Regions from separate parts of the Homo sapiens genome. Here region 1 is linked to region 2. The links are chromatin loops, found by intact Hi-C in ENCODE. Cell type or tissue: OCI-LY7. All regions are shown on one strand. Links, peaks and the distances in the headings refer to the core of each region. The heading gives the core; the rest is flanking DNA. Region 1 holds the start of SLC2A3 (solute carrier family 2 member 3). Region 2 has its middle 20 kb from the start of APOBEC1.

What was found. A loop is a pair of places that touch in the nucleus more often than their neighbours do. Peaks named below come from ENCODE experiments on the same cell type or tissue, not always from the same donor. Only the 100,000 strongest peaks of a DNase experiment are listed, where the experiment ranks them.
Region 1: a loop joins it to region 2, with 5 times the contacts of the local background. A loop is called at or near these places in 1 of 110 quality-filtered maps.

The regions. Positions count from the first base shown.
Region 1 is chr12:7,936,077-7,941,453 of GRCh38, forward strand. SLC2A3 (solute carrier family 2 member 3) reads right to left here and starts at 111. Exons shown (of 10, transcript NM_006931.3): 1 at 1-111. RefSeq lists a silencer at 240-289 and a cis regulatory region at 2,138-2,485. In OCI-LY7, for the core only: a CTCF peak has its summit at 2,166; a DNase peak (open chromatin) is centred at 365; H3K4me3 peaks cover 695 bases; H3K27ac peaks cover 481 bases.
Region 2 is chr12:7,643,321-7,648,697 of GRCh38, forward strand. No RefSeq gene overlaps it. Among named protein-coding and RNA genes, the nearest start is that of APOBEC1, 20 kb to the right of the region's middle. In OCI-LY7, for the core only: a CTCF peak has its summit at 2,271 (motif pointing left); DNase peaks (open chromatin) are centred at 2,281 and 2,961; H3K4me3 peaks cover 332 bases; H3K27ac peaks cover 526 bases.

The sequences.
Region 1 (5,377 bases), core at 149-5,148, 290 kb after region 2:
ATTCCAGAAACAGCTTTTTCAGCCAACAAAACCTTCAAAATGTCCTTCTCAGCAGCAAGTTTTCTCCACGTCCTCAGGAAGGATCCAAAGTCTTACCATTACAGCATCTCTGGGTCTCGCTGGGATCATGACTATTTATAATCTCCGCAAAGGGTGGAGCCTGAAAGGGCGACAAGCCCCCAGCCCCACCCCACCCCACCCCACCCCCCTGAAGCAATCTTGTGATCTCTCGGAATTCTGTGTTATCAGAACTACCCCCGCCCCCGCCCCACAGACAATAACGCCCTCCCTCCCCCCTCTCTTAAAACCACATCCTTCCACTCTCTCCACCCTGGGTTTTTTTTTTTTTTTTTTTTTCAAAAGCTCATCCTTACTCCTTCCCTCTTCTAATAGCAGCTAGAGCCTCTTAGTTTCACAGACAAAATACTACCAGAAAAGCCTGGAGGGAGGGCAAATACACTATTTTATGCTCTCGCATCTGCTTGGGATTAAAACAATCTACAGAGAGATTAGAATAAATCTATCCATACAAAACGAAGTCAAGTGGGTGCTACTATCAGAGATTTAAGGTTGTTAGAAAGAGTGTTAGTAAGAATTCTTGATCCTATGAATTTATAGGCTGGGTCTACAATCTTTTTTTTTTCTTTTTTTTTTGAGACGGAGTACACAATCTTAAAGGGGAGGGAAAGACAGCCTGAGAGAAGAAAATCAGGGAAATAATTTTGCCAGTGTTCCTTTCTTCGCATAATCTCACCTGGAGGGAAGAAAATCTGAATTTCTAGGAGCCAGACCAACTATCAGGGCAGTAGGAATAAGAGGTTCAACTGTTTATGGAATACAATCCATATCCTTTTTTTTTTTTTTTTTTTTTTTTTGATATGGAGTCTCTCTCTGTCGCCCAGGCTGGAGTGCAGTGGTGCGATCTCGGCTCACTGCAACCTCCGCCTCCCGGGTTCAAGCAATTCTCCTGCCTCAGCCTCCCGAGTAGCTGGGACTATAGGCGCCCGCCACCACGCCCCGCTAATTTTTGTATTTTTAGTAAAGACGGGGTTTCACCATATTGGCCAGGCTGGTCTCAAACTCCTGACCTTGTGATCTGCCCGCCTTGGCCTCCCAAAGTGCTGGGATTACAAGTGTGAGCCACCGCGCCGAGCCCTATATTTAATAAGGCATTTGCCATATCACCCATTCTGAATTCTGCATCACTTTCTGCTAGTCTCAAGCTTATAGCATCTAGAAATGCAATAAATACCGAATTCAATTAAGCAGGTATTTGCCGAATACACGCTATGTATCAGGTACTCTCCAAGAAGCTGGTGATTCTTCAGTGAATAATAGAAAAAAAGGCCGGGCGCGGTGGCTCACGCCTGTAATCCCAGCACTTTGGGAGGCCGAGGTGGGCGGATCACGAGGTCAGGAGATCAAGACCATCCTGGCTAACACGGTGAAACCATTCTCTACTAAAAATACAAAAAAAAAAAAAAAAAAAAAAAAAATTAGCCGGGCATGGTGGCGGGCGCCTGCAGTCCCAGCTACTCGGGAGGCTGAGACAGGAGAATGGCGTGAACGCGGCAGGCGGAGCTTGCAGTGAGCCAAGACAGCGCCACTGCACTCCAGCCTGGGCGACAGAGCAAGAATCCGTCTCAAAAAAAAAAAAAAAAAAGAATAATAGGACAAAAGAGTTCTGACCCACAAGTCATTTATAGTGTTTCCCTTCTTCCCTTTTTATAAAGTATAAAAAGGGACTAGGGCAAGTAATTCTCACATAACTGGAAAAGATTATTAATATCCTATTAGTTATGGACTGTGAGTTTCTTGAAAGAAAAGTGTTACATAAGTATCTGATTACTAAGCTATACAAGAAAACTGAACAAGCTAAGCAGGAGAAGAAAATAGGAATGAGAACTGAGGGAGGGATAATCGGGGAGAGAGAAGAGTGGTTCCAGGTTGAGAGTAAACAAAGCAAAACAACTTGGTTTGTGTTTAAACAGCTGGGTAAGTGAGAGATAGTATCTAGGCTTTTTTGGAGGAGGAATATCAACTATCAAATTCCTAATGCCCATTCATTTGTAGCTTGCAACCCTTTCAGTACTGGAGGTGGCAGGGTGGGTGAAGGACGCTTGGTAAAGAGATAAACTTTTTCCCAGTGGTGAATTGGAGAAAGTGTATCTTCCTTTAGGGTTTTGGTTGAGGGCCTAGAATTCAAATTGATACTGCTGGACCCGAGAAAACTAGATTACTGTTGCTTCCTTTGCTTTAACGAGGATATTGTTAAAATCTGATTTGATGACAACTCCCCTCCCCCATCTCACCATTGCCTTCCAGGAAATGCTGAGCCAGAGGCCCCTTTAGTCACCACAGCAACTGAATTTAGTATCTAAAGGAAAAAGGATATCCCAAAGGGCAGTGCTGTCCAATAGAAATATAATATGAGCATGTCACATTATGGTTTCTAGTAGCCACACTAAAAATTTTAAAAGAAACAAGATAAATTTTTTTCATAATTATTTTATTTAACCCAATATATCCAAAACATTGTCATTTCAGCATGCATTCAATATAAAAATTAATAGTTTACTTTTTTGTACTAAGTCTTTGAAACATATTGTATATTTTAAATTTACAAATTAAAGGGATATGTAGCCCCACCAAAACAACAAAGTTGTGTTTATCAGGAAAATATTTTAAGTTGCATATCGAGCGTTGCATGCAGGCAAATTGCATACAGCCAAGCCTGGCCGCCTAGCCCAGTCGTACACCAGGGTGGTCTTGATCTCTTGATCTCTCTTTTTTTTTTTTTTTTTTAGACAGAGTCTTGCTCTGTTGCCCAGGCTGGAGTGCAGTGGCGCGATCTCGGCTTACTGCAAGCTCCACCTCCCGGGTTCACGCCATTCTCTTGCCTTAGCCTCCCGAGTAGCTGCGACTACAGGCGCTTGCCACCGTGCCCGGCTAATTTTTTGTATTTTTAGTAGAGACGGGGTTTCACCGTGGTCTCCATCTCCTGACCTCGTGATCATCCCGCCTTGGCATCCCAAAGTGCTGGGATTACAGGCGTGAGCCACCGCGCCCGGCGATCTCTTGATCTCGTGATCCCCCCACCTCAGCCTTCCAAAGTTCTGGGATTGGCTGGGCGCAGTGGCTCATGCCTGTAATCCCAGCACTTTGGGAGACTGAGGCGGGCAGATCACCTGAGGTCACGAGTTCGAGACCAGCCTGGCCAATGTGGTGAAACCCTGTCTCTATTAAAAATACAAAAATTAGCTGGGCGTGGAGGCGGGAGCCTGTAATCCCAGCTACTGGGGAGGCTGAGGCAGGAGAATCGTTTGAACCCAGGAGGCGGAGGTTGCCGTGGGCAATTGCACTCTAGCCTGGGTGACAAGAGGGAAACCCCATCTCCAAAAAAAAAAAAGTGCTGGGATTACAGGTGTGAGCCAGCTCGCCCGGCCCTGGCCATATATATTTTTAAAGGTTACAATTGGAATTCAGCCGAGTCTTGAGAATCTACAAATGTGTTGACCTGGGCACAGTGGCTCACATCTATAATCCCAGCATTTTGGGAGGTTGAGGTGGAAGGATCACTTGAACCTAGGTGTTTGAGACCAGCCTGGGCAACACAGTGAGACCCCTTCTCTACAAAAAAAAAAAAAAAAAAAAAAATTAGCTGGACGTGGTAATGGCAGGTGCCTATAGACCCAGCTACTTGGGAGGCTGAGGTGGGAGGATCACTTGAGCCCAGGAGGTAGAAGCTGCAGTGAGCTATGCAGTCTGGGCAACAGAGTGAGACCCTGCCTCAAAAAAGAAAAAAAAAAGTGTGTTGAGCATATTGAGACAAGTATTCCTTGAGCAAGTGGGACCTAGGAGGAACCTGATGCTCAAAAACCAGTTCTGCACTGGGCTGGCCCCCAAAGCAACAGGAATGTCCAAGCTTAGATAGTCCTTCACCCTGGCCGCTAGAGAAGAGTTGTAATGTGAATCTCAATCCTGGAATCTAAATCTGCAGAATGTAAATCTCAATCCTAGTTTCATGCAGCTTTGTGGGATGGGTGCTTGCTAGTATGATAACCAAGTGGAAAACAAACATAAAATCTAAAGTCAGGGAACACAAGGCTTTAAACGCATTGAGGTAAAGACAGGGAAAACTGTCTCTTTCATAAAACAATGTAAGTGGCATTTCAAGACACACTAAAAAGCTAGTAACTGGACCAGGCGCGGTGGCTCACACCTGTAATCCCAGCACTTTGGGAGGCCAAGGCGGGTGGATCATCTGAGGTCAGGAGTTCGAGACCAGCCTGGCCAACATGGTGAAACCCTGTCTCTACTAAAAATACTAAAAAATTAGCTGGGAGTGGTGGTGCGTGCCTGTAATCCAAGCTACTCAGGAGGCTGAGGCAGGAGAGTCACTTGAACCTGGGAAGCAGAGGTTGCAGTGAGCCGAGATTGCACCACTGCACTCCACCCTGGGCAACAAGAGCAAAAACTCCATCCAAAAAAAAAACAAAAACAAGACCAGGCGCAGTGGCTCATGCCTGTAATCCCAGCACTTTGGGAGGCCGAGGCGGGTGGATCACAAGGTCAGGAGATTGAGACCATCCTGGCTAACACGGTGAAACCCCGTCTCTACTAAAAATACAAAAAAATTAGCTGGGCGTGGTGGCGGGTGCCTGTAGTCCCAGCTATTCAGGAGGCTGAGGCAGGAGAATGGCGTGAACCTGGGAGGCGGAGCTTGCAGTGAGCTGAGATTGCGCCATTGCAATCCAGCCTGGGCGACACAGCAAGACTCCATCTCAAAAAAACAAAAAGAAAAACAAAAACAGAAACAAAAGAGCTAGTAACTGCTCTAAAACTTTGCTTGCATCTGTAATATTCCTCATAAAGAACAACTTTTGTTAAAGCAACTTTTTTATCTTCCTTTATTAGGTTAGTGTAGGCAGAGTTCACTTTGAATTTGAAAACACTGTAGAAAATAAGTCCTCAGGGTGAAGAAAGAAAGAATTTGAGAAATGTTGATTTTCCTGTCTATAGTGGGTTTAAACCATCCATCCGTCACTCCTGTTGGCCCTGAAGGGCCTAATCCCAGCTCCCAGGCCCTTACCACTTTCAGAAGGGTCTTCTCTCCTCCTCCCTCTCCCTTCTTCAAAAATGAATCAATTCCACATCAGTGCTAGATGAATTATCCTAAATCAAAATTTGAATCGTATCAATTTCCTACTCAAATACCTTCAATAATTATTGAATAAAGCCTAGACCAGTACTGTCCAATATAAATATAATGTGAACCACATATGTCACTTAAAATTTTTCTTCTGGGCATGGGGTCTCACACCTGTTGTAATCCCAGCATTTTGGGAGGCTGAGGCGGGCAGATCACTTGAGGTCA
Region 2 (5,377 bases), core at 95-5,094:
GGAGGCCAGACGGGCGGATCACGAGGTCAGGGGATCAAGACCATCCTGGCTAACATGGTGAAACCCCGTCTCTACTAAAAATACAAAAAATTAGCCAGGCGTGGTGGCAGGCGCCTGTAGTCCCACCTACCTGGGAGGCTGAGACACGAGAATGGCGTGAACCTGGGAGGTGGAGGTTGCAGTGAGCCGAGATCGCGCCACTGCAGTCCAGCCTGGGCGACGGAGCGAGACTTCGTCTCAAAAAGAAAGAAAGAAAGAAAAGACATTTTCTTACCATTAATAGATCCCCTATAAAAATATCACCAGGAAATTAGCAGGTTATCTTCAGTTTTTCTTCCACAAGAAATAGCAGGAATGCATTGTAAGGAACATCAAAAGGGAACAAATGAGGTAGCCAAAGGAAATAGGTTAGCTGATCAGGCAGTTAAGTCAGAGGCAAGGAAGCCTCAAGCCGTTAAGGCACTTAAGCCCCTTCTAATCTAGGAAGGCTCCATAAGAAAAATTAAACCTCAGTATTTCCCTGCAGAAATAAAATAGGCCACTTCTCGAGGACGTAGTTCCCAGCCCTCAGAAAGGCTACAGTCAGAGGATGGCAAACTCCATTTGCCAGCCTCCAGCCAATGTCCTTAAAATCCTTCACCAAGCTTTTCACTTGGGAAAGGATAAAACTTATCAGTGTGCTCAGAGATTGTTTTCAGGCAGGAAACCTCTAAATTGGTTAAGCATGTAACCTCTCTAGCTCACTTCCAACAAGAATTAACGCAACTAACAGAAGTCCAACCCCAGGAAACAGAACCACCTTTATTTAACCCAGGAAATTTGGTGTTAGTGAAAACCCTCATCTCTGTCTCCTTCCCTAAGCCAAGCTGGGAAAGGCCCTACACTGTTCTTCTTTCAACACCATTGGCAGTAAAAGTTACAGGAATCAACTCCTGACTTCCACATTCAAGTCAAAGCCTGAACAGCTGAGGGATCAACCTCTGACAGCCCAGAGGCACGTCCTGAATATCAATGTGGAGAAATAGAAGATCTTAAACTGAAAATCATAAAAGATAAGTAACTGAGTGAGGGCTACTCCTACCTCATCGGGTACTTTTTATTATTTCTGCCTTTCCTCTCAAAATCTGCCACCAAATATTAAAATTCCTTTTAAGGCATATTTGCAGCGAGATTTAATTATACATGGGATTGCATTTGTAACTTTGTAGATCCCCAAAGGGAAATGTTATATCTAGGCAAGTAAAGACTTAAACGAAAATTATTTACTATGCCACTCTTGTGGGAAATGTTATAGTTACACCACTATTTGCGATGGAACTATACACCGTGGCACCCACAATGCGGAATTTTGGTTGTAAAATTCTAATTGTTATAATATTTTGCCTGATTATCTTCCTTATCTTAGGATTAATAATTGCAGGAAAGATTTAGTCAAGGTTATTTTGCTTATAGCAGGAGTGATAGTTATGGATAAGAAGCAAGCATAAGGCCGGGCGCGATGGCTCATGCCTGTAATCTCAGCACTTTGGGAGGCCGAGGCAGGTGGATCACCTGAGGTCGGGAGTTCGAGACCAGCCTGACCAACATGAAGAAACCCCATCTCTACTAAAAAATACAAAATTAGACAGGTGTGGTGGCGCATGCCTGTAATCCCAGCTACTCGGGAGGCTGAGGCAGGAGAATTGCTTGAACCTGGGAGGAGGAGGTTGTGGTGAGCTGAGATCGTGCCATTGCGCTCCAGCTTGGACAACAAGAGCGAAACTCCATATCAAAAAAAGAAAAAAAGCAAGCATGAAAGTATAAAAGTTTTACTATCATTAAGTTTGATATGACTTTTTACTGAAAGTTGGTAATAGGATGCATTCTAAACTATTAAAAGAAGTTTATAAAGAAAGATTTTATATAAGGAAGGATTGTGTATGGTAAATTCTTGTCCTAAAAGGAAATGACTGGTTGTTTACAGGAAGGATGTTTAGGACAAGTCAGAGAGTTTGAGTATGTTGTAAGAGGGTCTGTGAAAGTCACAAAAGAATTTACTAATTAAAGGAAAGGAATTGCCAAGATTAATGCTAAAGTTATTTTAGCCACCCAATATCATATTTCTCCCAATCATATTGCAACTCACAAAAATGGCCTATGCCAAAAATTATTCTCTAATGGGAAGTCAAGGGGAAAATGTATGCTTTTCTCAAGGAAAATGTATGCTTTTCTCAAGGAAAATGTTACTTTTATATAAAGTCTCTGGTAATGTACAACGGCATCTAGTGGACGAAAACCGGTATTGCAACCCTTTGGTGTAACTAACAGATTTCAAACTCAGTTATGGTCTACAGAATTCCCTCTAATGGTGGTCATCTTAATACTCATACTCTAACCCTATATTTTAAATCTTCTTGTAAAATTTATCTCTTTTCACCTAGAAGCAATCAAACTCCAAACAACGCTGCGAGCAGAGCCACCCATGGACACACCATTCTTCCTAGAACACTTAGATCAACCTCAGGAGGAGGACCAACTGCTGTCCCTCACGTGACGAGCCTTTTCAACAGGAAGTAGCCAGAAAGAATTGTCATCCAACACCCCTTAACAGCAGTTAGGTTTACTTCTCTTGAGGCAGGGAATAATACAGGAGTTATTAGGAAATAATTTTTAGGCCACTAGAAAGGGTAAAAGTTCTCAGTGGAAATTTTCCTGTCATGAGAAGCAACCCCCAAACCATTTCTTTTCTAACAGGCAGCTTGAAAAACCAGGCCGGCAAGTTTGATATGCAAATGCCAGTGATTAGAAACTAGGTCCACCCAACATGGCCAACATGGCAATTCCCACCCTCTTCTCATTGTCACCACATGTGCCAAGTGTCATAGCCACCTCCAGATAACTCACACATGCTCAGGACATCTTGGTGGCCTGCATTTGGATGTTAAAGGGCTAAGGTGGGAGTGCCAGGGTTTTTTGTGGTCTACGTGAATGACACACCTGGTCAAACCAATCCCTTGGGCCCTATGCAAATCAGACACCTCCTCCTCCAGCTTCCTAATATAACCAACTACTTCCGTACCACACACGAGGTTTCTCCCTTGGAGCCTCACTCCCTCTGTCTCTGTACAGGAGAGCTTCTTCCTTCTTTCCTGCCTATTAAACTCTCTACTCCTTAAAACCACTCAAGGTGTTTCCGTGTTGTTTTATCTAAATCAGCAGGAGACCAAAGACCCTGGTGTTCCTTCATTCATCAGAGCCATATCGCCATTAGGATCCACCTCCAACATTGGGAATCACATTTCACCATGACATTTGGAGGGAACAAATATCCAAACCGTATCAGGCTTATACAGTGAATCTTAAGAAACCAATAGATATCATGGTTTAGACTATTCCTATTAACCGAATATGTTACATGTGAAACTCTTCTACATCTGAGTAAAATAACAACATAAACTTCTGCAAGAGAAAGAATCAGAATACAACATTGATATAAAATTGAGTCTCCTTGTGGGATAAAACAGCAGTATTAAGGTTATGTTTTTGAATAGCACAGGTATAGTAATATCAATGCTAAAACTGGAAGAGAAAGTAGCAAAAGCACAGCTGTAATTAATGCAGATCAAATAAATGATGATTTTTGACATTGAGATATAATTTGTGGTTGTATATTAATAATTGTTGTGATAAGATTAGTAGCACCTAACATTGATGAAATACCTGCTAAGTGTAATGAGAAAATGGTTTGATCTACAGAGGCTCCTCCCTGGGCTAAATTTCCTGCTAAAAGTGCTGTTTTAAAGCTTTAAAATGATTCTACTTCCATAGTTTGCTACTTGAGTGATACATGTATTGCTGTGATAAGAACATAGATTGTAATTCCCCTTCCCTGCAAGAGTAGTATGTCACACCTCATCAGACCACACATGTGAGTAATTGACCTCAACTACTAGACTCCAAAATACATATAAACCCAAGATTTTGACTGACACTTTGACAGCTCAGACTGTGACCTTAGTTAGTTACACAGAAGGCATTTTTATGGTGGACCTTGCCCCCGATCTGTGCTTGCAGCTTGATCTTTCAAGCTGTTTCTTTGTTAGAAAGGAATTCTACCAAGGACATGTCCTAGCTATCTGCCTAACTGGTACTTTTCACTCTCCTCTCATTCGTAAATTTATTATTTATTTATTTATTTATGGGGTTTTTTTTGAGATGGAGTTTCACTCTTGTCCCACAGGCTGGAGTGCAATGGTGCAATCTCGGCTCACTGCAACCTCCGCCTCCCAGGTTCAAGCGATTCTCCTGCCTCAGCTTCCTGAGTAGCTGGGATTACGGGCGTGCACCACCACGCCCAGCTAATTTTTGTATTTTTAGTAGAGACCGCGTTTCACCATGTTGGCCAGGCTGGTCTCGAACTCCTGACCTCAAGTGATCTGCCCTCCTCGACCTCCCAAAGTGCTAGGATTACAGGCATGAGTCACCGCGCCCAGCCTCATTAGTAGATTTAATATTATTATAAAGGAGTTATAAATTAGAATTGCTGTTACTCAGCTTATATGAGTAATTGATGAGTAGGCTAAGAGTTTTTTGTAATTGTGTCTGATTTAGCCCTTCTCATCCTCCTACTAAAAATGATAATATAGCGGTGGTTAATATTATGTTTAGGTTTGAGAAAGAAAATGAACATTTTATCTGAGGAATGTGAGCTCCTTTAAATTATCAAGCCCAGAGGAATATTTAAAATGTGACAGCAGGCTGGACGCAGTGGCTCACGCCTGTAATCCCAGCACTTTGGGAGGCCAAGGCGGGCGGACCATGAGGTCAGGAGATCGAGACCAGCCTGGCTAACACGGTGAAACACCGTCTGTACTAAAAATACAAAAAATTAGCCGGGCGTGGTGGCGGGCGCCTGTAGTCCCAGCTACTCGGGAGACTGAGGCAGGAGAATGGCCTGAACCTGGGAGGCGGAGCTTGCAGTGAGCCGGACATTGTGCCACTGCACTCCAGCGTGGGCGACAGAGTGAGACTCTGTCTCAAAAAAAAAAAAAAAAAAAAAAAAAAACTTAAAAAAAAAATGTGACAGCAATCACATCTCACTCTCTGCTTGAGCTAATTACCTCTTAAAGCCCCTTGCAACATGGGCTCTAGACTGACACTAAGCAGCCACAAAATGCCCTGTGCTGGACACCATGTATAGCCAATCACTAACCAATATTATTTCTGTAAACCAATGAGAATTCCTATCAAACAACTTCCGCAGGCAAGTCATGCAATGTCTCTGCAGGTCTCCGAAGCTCTCATGGAGATGGTAGCTCCTCTCTGCATCTGGTCATCCAGTCCTCTATAAATCACCTGTGAATCTCATGATATTCTAATTAAGAAACAAATAATAATA